2 separate regions of the Mus musculus genome follow, and region 1 is linked to region 2. A link is a loop called in an ENCODE intact Hi-C map of the cell type or tissue named here. Cell type or tissue: gastrocnemius. All regions are shown on one strand. Links, peaks and the distances in the headings refer to the core of each region. The heading gives the core; the rest is flanking DNA.

What was found. A loop is a pair of places that touch in the nucleus more often than their neighbours do. Peaks named below come from ENCODE experiments on the same cell type or tissue, not always from the same donor. Only the 100,000 strongest peaks of a DNase experiment are listed, where the experiment ranks them.
Region 1: a loop joins it to region 2, with 2.1 times the contacts of the local background. A loop is called at or near these places in 2 of 42 quality-filtered maps.

What each region holds. Positions count from the first base shown.
Region 1 is chr4:95,130,835-95,136,215 of GRCm38, reverse strand. The region is part of intron 1 of Junos (a long non-coding RNA gene); the gene reads right to left. Among named protein-coding and RNA genes, the nearest start is that of Gm12708, 60 kb to the left of the region's middle. In gastrocnemius, for the core only: no CTCF peak of the experiment used is centred there; DNase peaks (open chromatin) are centred at 1,378 and 2,200.
Region 2 is chr4:95,080,045-95,085,425 of GRCm38, reverse strand. The region is part of intron 1 of Junos (a long non-coding RNA gene); the gene reads right to left. Among named protein-coding and RNA genes, the nearest start is that of Junos, 30 kb to the right of the region's middle. In gastrocnemius, for the core only: no CTCF peak of the experiment used is centred there; a DNase peak (open chromatin) is centred at 2,631; H3K27ac peaks cover 2,662 bases.

The DNA.
Region 1 (5,381 bases), core at 135-5,134, 51 kb before region 2:
AGCCAATGACAGGGGCTGAAATCAGAGCAGAATGGCCATTTCCAGAGGAAATAGGAGGCAAATATATTACATTGGAAATGTGTGTTGAAGAGTCCATGGAGAAGAGAATGACAGGTGTAAGATACTGGTCATTCTTCAACCACGTGCTGCTAAAAGCTTCACTTGGCTTGAGATCGCCAGGTAAGAAAGTGGACCGAGTAAAGAGCAGGAGACCATGCTGACTCCAGTGGATGGAGGGAGCAAGAGTTGGGAAACCAGTCAGATGACCAGCCATGAAGGAGGGGCTTGGTAAGCTAGGGAGTCACTCTAGAAAGTCCTGCTCAGCAGCCAAGCAAAGGGGGCATTTTAAAAAATGATTGAGCCAGGTTGCACAGGCAGTAATAGTTTAGGGTGGGCACTGAGAACTGTTCACCTTCAGCGATGGCAATGTGTTGTTCCTCGATTCCCTTACTGTCCCTGACAATGTCTGTCTCAGTGACCTAGTGGGGGAGAGGGAAAGAGAGAGAGAGAGAGAGAGAGAGAGAGAGAGAGAGAGAGAGAGAGAGAGAGAGGAGAATGCAGGAGAAGTCTTTGGAGAGAAGCAAAGAGAAGGTGAGAAGGTGGTGGTCCAAAGTCAGATTTATTTTTAAAGATGACTGATTTTGGAGCATTACTCTGGACTAGCAGGAATGTTCTCTTATAGAGGGGTAAATTAGTGGGCCGAGGTGTTGGGGGGGGGAGAGAAATAGGCCAGGAGGAAAGAACCTGGCATACATTAAAAAGCAAAAGCCAGGTCCTTGTACATATGAGAAAGAGGTATGGGTATAATTGATTGCAAATTTCTGTTGTAACTTCTTCTTCTTCTTCTGATAAACCATGTATCTGGAGGGCAATTTTATACTGTGCCAAGTCCAAACATTTCTCTCTCTTGCATAGAATAAGCTCACTAGGAGGTAGCAGAAATAGCACCCAATGGACCTTAGAGACTTTATATGAATGTCACTTGTCATTCCTCCTATTGCTGAGCTCCCTTCTCCAGCACACACTCCTCTAATTGCAGGTTATTTGTGTGGTGAGTTCCCACAGCTCATAGGCACTCCCCACAGATAGAGAATGTGTTTCATCCCTTTTTGAAGTTGGTGCTTAGCAAATGTGCCATCTCAAACACTTGGGAAAGGAAGATGCATTCAAAAGAGAGAAGGCAGCAACTGTATCCCCTTACTCTACAGAGTCTCTTTTCATATGAGGAAAGAACCTGACATTGTTTTGTAAAAACATCTTTCAGCTAGTTGATCAATAAGCAAATTCTTTCTTTTCTTTTCAATGTGTGAAAGACAAGGGGAAATTCAGGCAAGAGACAGGGCGGATTTAGTACTCAGCATGCACTCGGCACCTTGCCAAGACAGTTAACCAGCGAGATGGGGGAGCCTCCCTCCTCACACCGAGAGACCACCACCAGCTTTGAATTACTGCGTAGCACAATGAATAGGAAGCCCACACAGGAGAGAGCTTATTCCACCACTGGAGATAACTCAGCAGAATCTGGGTATCTGGAAGAAAGAACTGTAGCAGCTAATAACCATAGGATTCTGTCACTTTGTGAGTCCATCTAATCCAGGGATTAAATTAATCCAAGTCATATCATCAAATATGAGGACATACTATGAGTTACATTAGAAGAAAGGATAGCATGGCACTTCAACATGCAGATGCCAAGGACACGCTAAGGACAAAATGTGTCTATGTTACTACAAAATTATTCTGTGTGACTCAGTTTCCCTATCTGGAAGAATAACAGCAAGATGCAATAAATCAGCCTAAGAATTCCTTAAAGTGTTTAAAATAGTATCTGGCACACAGTGTATGCTCAGCAAATGTTAGCTCTGCCACTGTGGGACCCATGGGTATCTGTTTTGGATCATTCCTACACAAGAAAGCAAAGTCAACCCCACCTAGCGGGATCGGGTTCAGCAGACAGAAGCCCCTGGGGAACAAGTTCTTTTGATGTGAGCACCTACAGCCCTAGCCAACTGGCCTCCTTCTGCTTCACAAGCATGCCATCAGCCCTGCCTGGTCAAATGTGAAAAAAAAAAATGTTTATGGCTACCTCATTTGTTTTCCTTTCTGTTACTACTTCTTCCAAAGGCCAGGGACGGCTGAAATTAAACTAAGACAGGGGCCAGGGGAGCAGACAGGGCCTGGGCCAGGGCCAGGAGTAATGAAGTGGAAAATGTTCACACCGCAGGCAGCATTACAATGCACCTGTACAAACAGAATGAGGCCTACCCACCCCTCCCTACCAAGGCCTAACTGCCTCTTAGAGGTCTTTTTACAGTTTCACTCTCTCTTGCCTGATCAATATTAGATCCATGAAGATAAGAGACAAACACATCCAGAATAAAGCCGGATAGGGTGGGAGAAACTAAACAAAGAGACACTCTTAGCCTCAAAGCTTCTGTCACATTCCCAGCATTCTCACCAAGCCTGGCTGCCTACAACGGGAGAAGTACCTCACAGATAGTAACTCATGGCATATACCTTTTCTCACTCCATCCAAGCAGTGTAGTTTTGCTTCATTTCACAGACAAAGAAATCCAAGGAAACAGCCTGCAGGTGATCAAGCAATAATCAAAGGTCAGATCCCACCACCCTGTCAGACAGTAAGGCTGTCAGGACTACATTGCTGGATGACTTTCCTCAAGCCAAGGCACTAGAGCAATGTTCCCAACCTTTTTAATGCTACAACATTTTAATACAGTTCCTCATGATCCATAAAATTTTTTTGTTGTTACTTCATAACTGTAATTTTGCTACTGTTAAATGCATCATAATGTAGATATCTGTGTTTTCCAATGCTCTTGAGCAACCTTTGTGAAAGGGTTGTTTGACCCCAAATGGATCATGACCCACAGGTTGAAAAACATTGCACTAGAATATGAAAAGGCTCATCCCCTGGGCTCTGGACACTACTGTGCTCAGAGTCAGGAAGGAGTCCTAGAGAGAGACAAGCCACAGCATCCATAAAAATGTGACACTGAAGATTAGTGGCTTTGCTTCCCCTACAGTCAGGAATGGACCTTATCACTACCATGATAAAACATGAAAGAAAAGAAATGTCATTTTAAGCAGTTTCATACAGTTTTCTAAGCAGTGAGAGTGTGTGAGTGAGTCCCTGAATCTTATAGAGGTTCAGTTTCTCCAAATGGGAATTCTGGGAGCTGTAAGTGGAGTGGTGTTTCTAACTCCCAATGGTCTGCTGCAATTTACCTTTCTTGGTATCAGCTTGTAGTTACTTCACTTTCATCTCCAACTGCTGTAATAATCAGAAACCTCTTTGCCACCATAAGGAAAAAGCAAAGGTCAGCAGTGTGCAGGAATTGCCGCTCATCCCCCTTGGGTAAATGGGTGGTTAGAAGACTCAAGAGAACAAATGGATGGGAAAATATATTCCCCAGAACTGACACATAGTAGGCCCTCAATAGGCACTAGCACACTTGACAAACGAAAGTTCTTTGCAAACCAAATAATATGCTTCATTAAATTCTACAATCTATAGTAAAGTGACACCCACAGGAGACGGTCTCTGAATGCCTACTGACTCTGTTAAGTCTTTTGGGAGCTCCTTCCTTGCCTTGTGCCTCTTACTTTCATCTTTATGGTTCAGCCAGCAGCCAACACTAGACTCTGGCCTCTTTAAGTATCAAGTGATACATGATGCACGTGTTCAGGGACCAATCTGATACAATCTGTAAAAGTGAGCTCAATATTACCTCATTCAACATTAAAAGGTAACTCTATTTGCCATTCTTTGTTGTGACTTTTTTGTTGTTGCTATGCCTTTTTATAATTATTGTTTTAATCAAGAAAGAAGTCTAAGTTTTGCAATGTATAAGAATTAGAATTGCCATGTGTGCTGGTCTCTTTATCATCACTATGTGCAGACAAACAAACAAACAAAACCCTAAAATCCTAGTATCATCAAGTTAAGGGGGGAGGAGTTTATTTGAATGAATGATTTTATAGGTTTCATTTCAAGCTCAGATGGGTTTACTGAATGTGTGGCAAAGGCACAGGAAGCAGAAAGAGTGATAGGGATGAGCTGGCCCTATCCCTTAGAGATCCACTTCCTCTAAACTGACCCTACCTTCCACAGCTTCACCCTCTCCCAATGTTTAATCCATCAGTGGACAAAAACCACTGATCAAGTTAGGGCCCTCACGGTGCCGCCATCTCTGAAGTAAACCTTAAAGTAATGTTTAAGGTGTGCTTTACTAATCACTCAACCTAATCAAGTGTTCTCTTGTTTGTTTTTACTGTATTTGGTTTTCTGAGACAGGGTGTCCCTTACCTTAACAAAGTTGTCCTCAAACTCCTGGAAATTGTCCTGTTCCAGGAAGCCACCATGCGTCATTCTAACCAAGTTGAGAATCAAGAGCAACCTTAATACCATCACTTCAGGAAGCGCTTAGTCCACTTTTCCCTATTAATAACATCTCTATGGTTGCTCATCGCACACTACTGTTCTCCTACCTGTACACTAGGTAGCATAGAGAACTCACTGTCACTGAAGAAGTGAAATAAACACTTTGAGTACATTGTAACTCCCAAAATAACAGTGAAGATACATTCTTAAGAGTATTAAAAGTGTTTACATGATCTGTACTTCAGGGAATGGTCTCTCAATAAACCATATACCCTGGTACCATCTAAACTGCCAAGTGGCCTTGTATCTTTAGGGTTAAAAAAGACCCGTACACATAGTTCCATGGTTACTATTATGCCTGTAATGGAGCCTATTCTAACCTTGTTATTTAATGGCTTCATGTGAAGACCTGTGTGTAAAATGAGCTCCGTATGTGTTTGTTGATCTCTCCAGTCAATGTGAAGAAACTGAGTGCTGCAAATGAGAAACCATCAACTTCTTAAGACAGGGAGGCAGGTCTTAATAATTTTGGTCTCTGTATTGTCATTATAATTTCCATATCTCCAGAGCAACTAGCTCCTATTTTTCAACTGGAATACAGAAGAAAGACTTTTCCCTCAGTCATGTTCTGTGAAAGGCTAATCGGCCAACAGTTGTTCTGAATAATGAATAAATGAAAAGAAAAATATTGTTGATAATGGATTCTCCAGGATATAATTTCAGAGATACATATACATGTGCATGAGTGGGTATACGTGCACGTGTGTGTATATATATATATGTTACTTACTATTATAGCACATGATTCAGGAGGTTCTAGTACAAAAAGGTGCAGAAATGGCACACCCCATGTTAAAATGCCTGATGGTCTCATGAGAGATTTCTGTACAGTAGTATAAAGCATGAACTTATAGCACTGCATGAAAAATGATTTTGGATGTATATGACCTCTTTTATATATATTTCTTAAAGACCACCA
Region 2 (5,381 bases), core at 186-5,185:
CATGCCTAAATATATACTTTCATTTTCTCATCATGAGAGCAGCAACCCCAGAATATCAGCAGCTTTGAAAATTCAGACATTTTTAAATGGGTACATTACTAAAATGTTTGAATGTACTATGCTGAGAAATAAAAAACAAAAAAACAAAAAACTGTAATCCTACCCAGATCTGTGTTAGCAGTGTCCAATGACCTGGATTTGAATTATGTTCCCAGGATTACAGAGTAAGCATCAGTCTTTTGCAAGGTTGAATACTGTGATTATTTCAAACGGAATGGCCCCAAAGACTCCTCATGTGTTTGAAAGCTTGGCCCATAGGAGTGGCACTATTAGGAGGTATGACCTTGCTGGAATAGGTTTGGCTTTATCAGAGAAGTATGTCACTGTGGGGGCAGGCTTTGAGGTCTTAGATGCTCAAGCAAGGTCTAGTGGCTCCGTCTTTTTACTTGGTATGTGCAAATCAAGATGTAGAACTCTCAGCTCCTTCTCCGGCACCATGGCTGCGCCATACTTCTCACCATGATGATAATAGACTAAACCTCTGGAATTATAAGCCAGCCCCAGTCAAATGTTTTCCTTTATAAGAGTTGGGAGGTGAGGGATCATAGTGTCTCTTCACAGAAATAGAAACCATAAACAAAGCCCATTTCTCTGTAGTCTTCACAAACCACCTCTTTTTATATCAAGTGCTTTGCCTACCCTTCTAGAATTCAGCTCTGGCTAACAAACCATTCTGTAAACTCTTTCAGAGTTAGGGCTGTGACTCACACTTTTTTTTTTTTTTTTTTTTTTTTAATTTTTTCTACACCTTCAGATAAGCCCTGGCCTCTCCCCTCTTGGATCACATAGAAACAAACAACAAGTATTGTTAAGTGTTTGATTCCACCTTTTACAGGACACCTATAAACATTTACTCTGAAATATAAGGCCAAGATTTTAAAGCTAGAAAGGGGTGCAGTTAAAGAAACTTTCAAAGGTTAAAGTCACTACTTGAGATGCATGATCAGAAGAGAAAAGGTATTCCGAAATTTAAAGACTATGCATATAGAGCACATGTAATGGCTGCTATCTGCCCACTACATGTATCCACTAAATGTATCCTCAGCTCATGTTCTGGCACGTATGGCAGTTGTATGTATGATTTCCTTTTCGAATTGCTGTGGCAGCAGCAACTTAAGGAAGGAATGGTTTCTTCTGAGTCACCGTAGAACAAGGAATTCAGTCAGCCACAGCAGGGAAGGCATGACAGCTGCAACATGAGGCGGCTAGTCACACTGATCTACACTCAAGATTCAGAGAGCAGACAGGAAGTGCGGCCAGAGAGCAGACAGGAAGTGCGGCCAGAGAGCAGACAGGAAGTGCGGCCAGGCTATCTACCCTCACGTCTCACCCCTGTGACTACCTACTCCAACAAGACTCTGCCTCCTCAAGATTCCATGCCCTTTCCAAACAGCACCACCAAACAGCTGGAAAACAAGTGCCAACCCAGGAGCCAAGAAGGGGCACAGCTCTTTAAATCACAGTAGCGGCAATGGCCATGGACTCCAAGAGGATGCTCACAACAGTCTGTACATGCTCACTGATGCCCACAACAAACCTGCGAAGAAGACAAGCAGACACTTTTAACTTTGTTTGTTTGTTTGTCTGTTTGTTTGTTTGTTTGTTTTGTTTGTTTGTTTTTGAAAAATAGGTATTTAGGATTCAAAAAGATCAATCCTTCTGAGGTCATAAAGGTAGTAGACAGTTGAAGTAGAAGCAAGCCAAGATCTTTGCTCTGTCCTGACCCTCTATTCTTTAGACTACAGTGACTCCAAGCTGATTTTGGAATCCTAGACATAAGTCACTGCGCTGCTCACCAGCTTGAACGACCAGCTTGCCACCCTGGGAATTTCCTCCGGGTAAACACGTGCTTGGAGACACTAGAGAGTAAACACACAATCCCTGCCCTCATGAGGCCCACAGACTTGTCATGCAATGCACAAGACAAATCCTGTCTGCCATGAGCACTACATCAGAATTAAAGTAATTAATAGGGACATTAAGCACCCTTCATTGAGCATGTACTATGCATCAGGTTCTGTCCTGAACACTTTGCTAGGCAGTGAGTAGCATGAAACACCACCTGCTTAGCTCACAGCCAGAGTTTAAGGACTGGCAGTCATTTTGACGATAGTTTTAAAAATAAAACCAGGGGTTCTTACCTACAGAACAAGGAAAGAACATTTTACATTGAAACAACGTGGAATAATATTTTGGAGAAGCAACTAATCCCCTGAGAAGTGAGACTAGTGGGGGAGGGGTTGATGAAGCAAGTAATCACTACAATGGGGACATCCCTACCATCTCGGGAAGCACTTGAGAAGACCTGGGTATGAGCAGCACTAGGGGAAGGAGAGGAGACATTATTTTAGGACAGGCAGAGACTGGCTACAAAGGGATGGCCTACAGCTGGAAAGCCCAGAGAGGCTAAGCTCTCCCCAGGCTTGACCTGGCTCCAAGGGGAGGCACAGATGGCCAAGGCTATTTGTTTGTACATTACATTTTTCCTGAACAGATTCCAAATCCTAGTTTCCAAAGAAAGGAGAAAACAGACTTATTGGGCCAAAGGCTTTCCCTGAGAAATGTCCTTGTGGCTATGTGCCAGCATAGGATTCCCCCCACAGCCCAGAGCAGCAGACGGCAGGCTGGAGCCTTCCCCAAACCTTTCAATAAGGCAGGGATTAGAAGTTATTCCCTGGGAGATTTTCAAGAGTCATGTGCCCAGCAGCTCTGCCCTAGTATTTAGGCCCACCCAACTTTGGCATGTATCCTGGTGACGTTTCAGTCCCTCCCAGGCCCGCCCTCCCCTTTCCTGTTTGGCATGGCCCAATGCTTCCTGCCAGGCCATACCTCCTCTGAGTGTTCCCTGAGAGTGGTGTTCCCAACCTCTGACCCCCAAAGCTCAGTAGGTTGTAACTATGACTTCAGTGCTGGACAGAGCCATGGACATGATTTTGCTAGTAGCCATTCTACCGCCCTGTTATGGTGTTGCCCACTACACAGGCTCATGCCCCAGCACTCCCTGCACACCCCCTGTCTATCATAAACCAAGGACAAGCAGGGAGGAACAGCCCTGGGTGTTAATGGTAAAAGGAGCTAGGGGCATCTTTTGCTGCAAACTTTGAAAAATACAATTCAGTGGGTCAGTCTGTTTTTAAATCACACTCAGGGAACTCTGCAGTGCCGCAGAAAGTGGGGTTGGGGGAAAAAGACATTTTTTTTCCTGACATTTTGTTAGGAAAGAACAAGGGTATCTAAGTCGGATGCTTCTGCTCAATTCCTTGATCTTCTTATTATGACACCCCCCCCCTCGTGCAACGCTGAAAGGCTAACCTCTCAGACTATCACACACTCAGGTGTCTGTGGTAAGGCCTCAGCAGGAGAGCACACATTTGGCCTGAGGTGACATGCGAGTTCAACGCTGTCCATTACCTCTCAGGCCGCCCCTTCCTTCCCTGAAATCTGAAGGCAGCCGTGCTGGAGCTCTGGTCTGTTTTACTTCACAGGCTGTTTGTCACATGTGAAGCTGAGTCACCCTGAGTTCCTGCAGCCTCGAGGCCGTGCTCTCCTGAAAAGGATGTGTAGCTGCGCCAGTCCCAGGTTCTGGGTGGACATGCCGTTCTGGGAACCCTGCAAAAGCTGACTGGAGATGTGAGATTGCTCACACAGGCCTGGGCTTCTGTGGCCCTGAGTGCTTTCTTGTGCTAGGGCATTTCTAGTGAGAATGCAGACATATGAGCCTACAGGCCATGGGGAGGAGTGGAAGTACTGCTGAGAAACAGCATGTGTGGCACTCAGCACCCCGGTAGGCACCCAGGGGGACCCCAGTGGTGGTCTAGGGGAGGAGAAATGGACTAATGACCATGAGACAAGGAAGAAGAGAGAACTGTCATAGCCTTCTCTTAGCACTCTGTAAGACAGCTCTCCGCCCTGCTCCTGTTTGGAGAGGCAGGCTTACCTCCACTTCCAGATGAGAAGTGGATGCCTTAGTGAAGTGGTTAGCTGGGGTCACACTAGGTAGCTGTGGTCCCATGTGGCTTTGTCGCCTGCACTCATGTGGCTCACATAACAAACTGGTGCAAGTGTACAGTGTCCCAGTAGCTGGAACACAACCCAAGGAGGAAGGTTGGACAGGTGTGAGCCTCTGCTTCACAGACAAAGAAGCAGAATTCAGAGAGGATGAGGGGGACACAAGAAACGGGGCTAGAACTCGGGCTTCAAGAGGAACACCAGCATCCTCTCTAGTATAGGATAATGGGTAAGAATTCACTTATTCTTTTAGCATACATACTTAAGCAGGGCTGACAAACCCCTAGACGTGGCCTGCCACTAAAAGTCAACCCCTCCAGGAATCCTGATTTCTGACTACTGCCACCACCAAATCTTCACATCTTAGTGTTCTCACTTCACATCCCAGTTCTCACTTCTGTAGTGCTTCATGACAAAATCTCAGCACTTAGGAGATAGTGGTAGAAGTGGCTCAAATTTGAGGCCATCCTGAGCTACATAATGTGATATCCAGGAGGCCAGCCTGGGCTACATAGTGAGATACACAGGAAGAAGGAAGGAAGGGAGAGGGTGTACAACCTTCCTAGACTCTGGTCCACTTTGCCAATAAAAAAGTTAGCTCTACCTCTATCATAGCTCCTTTTGGTTGTTGTTTGAGACAGAGTCTCACCATGTAGCCCAATCTGACCTTGAATGTCTACCCTCATTGCTTAGCTTCTAGTGTGCTCAGATTCTAACTTATCACATCTTTAAAAAAAAAAAACAACAACAACAACAAAAAACAACCAAACAACCAACAATACAAAACAACAACAAACCCCTTGGGCTATACCCTTTTCCCCACACTAACTTGGAGTCCTCAACCAGTTCTTTAAAAGGTATAAGATTGCTCCTCTGTATATGGAGCTGGAGCATTCCACACCCGGGACCCGGTATGCACAAGGATGAAGCAAGCAAAACGGAACGATTTATAAACCAGAAATAGCAACTGTGCATTGTCTGGTCATAACTGGTGAGAATCCTGAACAAACAAACAAACAAACAAACAAACAAACAAACAAACTTGTTCTCATGGCCATTGCTTTAGGGATGCAGGGAGGGAGGGAGGGAGGAAAGAGGAGGGAGGGGGAGGGAGAAGGGAAGGAGGAAGGGATGGAAGGAAGAAGGGAAGGAGGGAAGGAAGGAGGAGGGAGGGAGGAGGGAGAGATGGAAGACCCAGGCCTTTTGTCGGGGCATACATATCCTCTCTCAAGGGCAAGAGGCAGCCAGCCTGTAGAGGCCAAGTCCCTAACTGTCTTCTTCCCGCCCAGGGCCCCATACCCATTAAAGTGTAA